Regions from separate parts of the Homo sapiens genome. Here region 1 is linked to region 2. Evidence: read pairs that join two places in POLR2A ChIA-PET (ENCODE). Cell type or tissue: IMR-90. All regions are shown on one strand. Each heading gives the region's core, and the rest is flanking DNA. Links, peaks and the distances in the headings are about the cores only.

Region 1 (2,898 bases), core at 370-2,869, 110 kb after region 2:
CTAGTAGCTGGGACTACAGGCGCCCGCCACCTCGCCCGGCTAATTTTTTGTACTTTTAGTAGAGTCAGGGTTTCACCGTGTTAGCCAGGATGGTCTTGATCTCCTGACCTCGTGATCCACCCTCCTCGGCCTCCCAAAGTGGTGGATTAGAGGCGTCAGCCACCGCGCCCGGCCTTTTATTATCATTATTGAGACAGGGTGTCGCTCTGTTGCCTAGGCTGGAGTGCAGTGGCATGATCTCGGCTCAAAGCAACCTCCGCCTCCCGGGTTCAAGCAATTCTCCTGCCTCAGCCTCCCGAGTAGCTGGGATTACAGGTGCCTGCCACCATGCCCGGGTAATTTTTGTATTTTTAGTAGAGACCAGGTTTCACCACGTTGGCCAGGCTGGTCTCGAACTCCTGACCTCAGGTGATCCACCCTCCTCGGCCTCCCAACGTGCTGGGATTACAGGCGTGAGCCACTGCTCCCGGTCCAGCTAATTTATTTTTAAATTTTTTATTTTTTATTTTTTTGCAAATAAAGTTTTTTTTTTAATTTTATTTATTATTTTATTTTATTATTATTATACTTTAAGTTTTAGGGTACATGTGCACAATGTGCAGGTTAGTTACATATGTATACATGTGCCATGCTGGTGTGCTGCACCCATTAACTCGTCATTTAGCATTAGGTATATCTCCTAAGGCTATCCCTCCCCCCTCCCCCCTTAAATTTTTTTGTAGAGACAAGATCTCACTAGGTTGCCCAGGCTTGTCTTGAACTCCTGAGCTCAAGCAGTCCTCCTGCCTCAGCCTCCCAAAGTGCTGGGATGACAAGCATGAGCCACCCAGCCTGGTCAGCACAACCTTGACTCCATAATCCCACAGCTGGAAGTGTACCCCAGGATGACATCCAGGAGGTTCCCCCAAAGTCCATCCTGCAACAGAGTCCAAGACATTTGGTCATCATGGAGTAATACACAGCGAAGAAAAAGGTGCTTCCATTTGCATAAAAAAAGACAAAAAAGGGAGGAAAAAAAATGAATAGGCCGGGCACAGTGGCTCATGCCTGTAATCCCAGCACATTGGGAGGCCGAGGCAGGTGGATCACTTGAGGTCAGGAGTTCCAGACCAGCCTGGCCAACGTGGTGAAACCTGGTCTCTACTAAAAATACAGAAATTACCCGGGCTTGGTGGAGGGTGCCTGTAATCCCAGCTACTTGGGAGGCTGAGGCAGGAGAATCACTTGAGCCCAGGAGGTGGAGGTTGCAATGACCTGAGATTGCATCACTGTAGGCTGGGTGACAGAGCGAGACTCTCTCAAAAAAAAAAAAGAAGAAGAAGAAGAAGAAGAAGGTACAGACAGGACAGGCCCAGGCCCCTGAAGGGAAGCCCTGGAACCCAGAATGGGAGGAAGGCCCAGGAAGTTCTCTGGAGTTGCCTCCCTCTCTCACGAATAAATGTTCAGGTCCATTCTTTGAGCATCTACCCTTACCCTGTGCCTGATGGATGGGGAAACCACTCATTCCCGATGCCCAGCTCCCCTGCCAGTCACTCCTGATACATCTCTCCATTGTCCTTTTTCACCTCTTTGCACATTTATCTACAGGAATCTCACAGTGCACGCTTTTTTGAGTCCATCCACAGTTTCTCATCCTTTTCTTTTTCCTCCTTACTCTTTCTTTCTTTTTCTTTCTTTCTTGCTTTTTTTTTTTGAGACAGCATCTCGCTCTGTCGCCCAGGCTGGAGTGCAATGGCACAATCTCGGCTCACTGCAAGCTCTGCCTCCTGGGTTCACTCCATTCTCCTGCCTCAGCCTCCTGAGTAGCAGGAACTACAGGCGCCTGCCACCATGCCCGGCTAATTTTTTGTATTTTTGGTAGAGATGGGGTTTCACCGTGTTAGCCAGGATGGTCACAATCTCCTGACCTCATGATCCACCCGCCTCGGCCTCCCAGAGTGCTGGGATTACAGGCGTGAGCCACTGTGCCTGGCTATTTTTTTTTTTTTTTTTTTTTTTTTTGAGACAGAGTAGTCTTACTCTGTGGCCCAGGCTGGAGTGAAGTGGACGGCTCCCTGCAACTTTTGCCTCCCATGTTCAAGCGATTCTTGTGCCTCAGCCTCCCATGTAGCTGGGACTATGGGTGCATACCACCACGCCCGGCTAATTTTTGTAGTTTTAGTAGAGATAGGGTTTTGCCATGTTGGCCAGGCTGGTCTCAAACTCCTGACCTCAAGTGATCCACTGGCCTTGGCCTCTCAAAGTGCTGGTATTACAGGTGCGAGCCACCGTGCCCAGCCTCCCTCTTGCTTTATTTTATTTTATTTTATTTTTTTGAGATGGAGTCTCGCTCCTCGCCCAGACTGGAGTGCAGTGGCACGATCTCGGCTCACTGCAAGCTCCGCCTCCCGGGTTCACGCCATTCTCCTGCCTCAGCCTCCCGAGTAGCTGGGACTACAGGCCCCCGCCACCACGCCCGGCTAATTTTTTGTATTTTTAGTAGAGAGGGGGTTTCACTGTGTTAGCCAGGATGGTCTCGATCTCCTGTCCTCGTGATCCGCCCACCTCGGCCTCCCAAAGTGCTGGGATTACAGGTGTGAGCCACCGCGCCCGGCCCTTTCTTTTTATTTTAGAGATGGGTTTTCATCATGTTGCCCAAGCTAGTCTCAGACACCTGGACTCAAGTGATCCACTGGCCTTGGCTTCCCAAAGTGCTGGGATTACAGGCGTGAGCCACCACGTTGGCCACCAGGCCTAATTTTAGAGAAGAGTAAACTGAGGCTAAGCAGGGGAAGGGGTTGCCTAGCCGAGGCTCCAGGGCTGGGAGGGGCAGGTGGAAGGAAGGCTCGGGCAGTTTTAATTTCCGCCATCCTCTGCCTCCAAGAAGAACGTCCCCTCCCTCGTCGATGCTCAGGCCTT
Region 2 (2,898 bases), core at 179-2,678:
TAGCCCACATGGTGAAATCCCGTCTGTACTAAAATACAAAAATGAGCTGGGCGTGGTGGTGGGCACCTGTAGTCCCAGCTACTTGGGAGGCTGAGGCAGGAGAATCGCTTGAACCCAGGAGGCAGAGGAGGCAGTGAGCCAAGATCGGGCCACTTCACTCCAGCCTGGAACAGAGTGAGCCTCTGTCTTAAAAAAAAAAAGAAAGAAAAGAGAGAAGGAAAAAAAAAATCAAATCCCTCTCCCTGCTCTGCACCCATCTCCCCAGGTTCCCGCGGACAGCTCCCCACTCAGCCTCCGCTTCCTCATCTCTTCCTGGGATTATTTGGGTTAGGGTCCCCTGACCTGGACCTGCCTGGGATGATTTGGGTTAGGGTCCCCTGAGCTGGACCTGCCTGGGATGATTTGGGTTAGGGTCCCCTGAGCTGGACCTGCCTAGGATGATTTGGGTTAGGGTCCCCTGAGCTGGACCTGCCTGGGATGATTTGGGTTAGGGTCCCCTGAGCTGGACCTGCCTGGGATGATTTGGGTTAGGGTCCCCTGAGCTAGACCTGCCTGGGATGATTTGGGTAGGGTCCCCTGACCTGGACCTGCCTGGGATGATTTGGGTTAGGGTCCCCTGAGCTGGACCTGCCTGGGATGATTTGGGTTAGGGTCCCCTGAGCTGGACCTGCCTGGGATGATTTGGGTTAGGGTCCCCTGAGCTAGATCTGCCTGGAATGATTTGGGTAGGGTCCCCTGAGCTGGACCTGCCTGGGATGATTTGGGTTAGGGTCCCCTGAGCTGGACCTGCCTGGGATGATTTGGGTTAGGGTCCCCTGAGCTGGACCTGCCTGGGATGATTTGGGTTAGGGTCCCCTGAGCTGGACCTGCCTGGGATTATTTGGGATAGGGTCCCCTGACCTGGACCTGCCTGGGATTATTTGGGTTAGGGTCCCCTGACCTGGCACCTGCCTGGAAACAGCTCGTAGCCCAGAGGAGGCAAAGGCGGGGAGGCCCCCCAGTACCAGCTCACAGCCCACCCAGCTTGGCTTTCCACGCCCGGGGGCAGCCCCGCCCCGCCGGCAACTTTGATCCCGAGGAATGAGAACGGTGGCTGCTGGGTACACAGCCCTGCCTTGCCCAGCTGCGCCGCGTCTCTGCCGGCTCAGGGGCCCAGGTCCCCTGGCCCCACCCCCAGCCGCTGCCGTCCTCCCCCACCCCCGCCCCCCCGCTGCCCGGCCGCCGGCCTTCCAGCACATTCCTGTTCACCACAAACTGCCAGGAATGCGCGCTGCCTCCCCGGCTAAATCTGAACCAGCTGTTCCCAGCGGGTCCGGACCCCCAAGCCGGGATGCAAGGCCGCAGACACTGTGGATCCGAGCTGCCTCCGTGCCGTCCAGCCGGGAGTCAACTGAGCCACGGGGAAGCGGGGCGGGGGGCGGGTCTCTGGCTGTTTCAAGCAGCCGGTAAAGCGGGTGTGAGCGGGAAGCCAGGGGGAAGCTGGTTTCTAATTGGGAGGCGACCCTTCCGTGACCCTGGCAAGCTGGCCGACGCCTCGCCCACCCTCCAAACGGACAGACTGAGGGTTGCGCGGGGAGCCTGCTAAGCGGCTCTTCCAGCCTCTGTCCTCACCCCCGCCAGGGCAGGTATCAACCTGCCCCCACCCCACCCCACCCCGTCTCCGGAAGCCGCCCCACCCTCCTGTGCCCGCTCCCACTTCCGCAGGCCCAGCAGGTACTGGGTTCCGGTCTTGGCCCTGTCACTTGTGGGCTGTGTGGCCCTGGGCAGCTGGAACGACGTCTCTGGGTCCCTGTGGACACCGGTGCCCTTAGCCGGCTGTATGCAGGGTGCGGCAGGGTGCCCACCCCACTGCACGGGGGGCTCTATGAATGCAGGGTGCAGATGGCCCCTTGAAGGAGGAGTCGTGAGCCCCGGGCTGGGGACCCTGGCTCAGGCCTTGACCACCCCAAGCCTCAGCCTCCCTTTTTGGCCAAGAGCTGGTCTGAAGGCTTGCAGGGGCTCACAGCGGGGAAGCAGGAATTCTCCCTCCAGTCTGCCGGCCCTGGAGTGCCGCCGGGCAGGTGGCTGTTGGGGCTGGCAGGGCCGGTGCCCTCAGAGCGTGCAGAGGCAGTTTCCCCTGCAGAAGTCAGCTGTAAGGACACCTTCCCAGGTGCCCAGTGGGCGTCGGGGGAGGGGGTGGGCGGGGACGACACCCCCCTCCAGCTGGAAGGTCCTGGAGGGTCAGGTCCCGGTCCTGTCCGTGGGTCTCGCATCACAACCCCCGCCCCCCACTTTCCCTGGGAATCCTGTCCAGGACCCTGCTGTGTGACCCTGCAGAAGTGTCTGGTCCTCTCTGAGCTAGAACCACAAGTGCTCTCTTAAAAAGTGTCTCCCCTAGCCCTGGCTTGTTTTTAATTATAGAGATGGGGTTTCGCCATGTTGCCCAGACTGGTCTCGAACTCGCTGGGCTCAAGCCATCCACCCAGCTCCGCCCCCCAAAGTGCTGGGATTACGGGCGTGAGCCCCCGCGCCCTGCCGGGCCCCAGCTCTTCTTTCGAGGCTGCAAAACCCCACATATCTCAGGGCCACCTTCAGAGAACCTCTTTGTTATCCGTTTAAATTAGTCAGATGGGAGACAAAGACCGTGCAAAGCGGCTACCGCCCCTCCCCCCAAGACACCCCCAAGGTGTCCCAGAGGCCAGGAAATTCCTGTTTGTGGGGGGGTAACACTTCTCAAAAACCACTCGGCCATGCCCCTTCCCCTCCCAAAGCTAAGAGGCCCCAAAAGCAGAAGTGTGGCCAGGAGATGACGGGGTTGCTGGGGTCCCCCCCAGACCCCCAGAGCGTTGTCGGACCTTGAACGGACCTTCTCGAAGGTTGAGTGGGCGCCAGGGGCTTCACACGTGGGGGTCCTGGGGC

The links. Peaks named below come from ENCODE experiments on the same cell type or tissue, not always from the same donor. Only the 100,000 strongest peaks of a DNase experiment are listed, where the experiment ranks them.
Region 1: POLR2A ChIA-PET joins it to region 2 with 10 read pairs; 11 of 35 experiments call an interaction of 5 or more read pairs at or near these places.

Annotation. Positions count from the first base shown.
Region 1 is chr19:913,686-916,583 of GRCh38, reverse strand. No RefSeq gene overlaps it. Among named protein-coding and RNA genes, the nearest start is that of R3HDM4, 1.9 kb to the right of the region's middle. In IMR-90, for the core only: no CTCF peak of the experiment used is centred there; no DNase peak of the experiment used is centred there; H3K4me3 peaks cover 248 bases; H3K27ac peaks cover 224 bases.
Region 2 is chr19:1,027,011-1,029,908 of GRCh38, reverse strand. All of the region lies in intron 1 of CNN2 (calponin 2), which reads right to left. Among named protein-coding and RNA genes, the nearest start is that of CNN2, 1.9 kb to the right of the region's middle. RefSeq lists a silencer at 1,349-1,524. In IMR-90, for the core only: no CTCF peak of the experiment used is centred there; a DNase peak (open chromatin) is centred at 1,278; H3K4me3 peaks cover 2,071 bases; H3K27ac peaks cover 2,124 bases.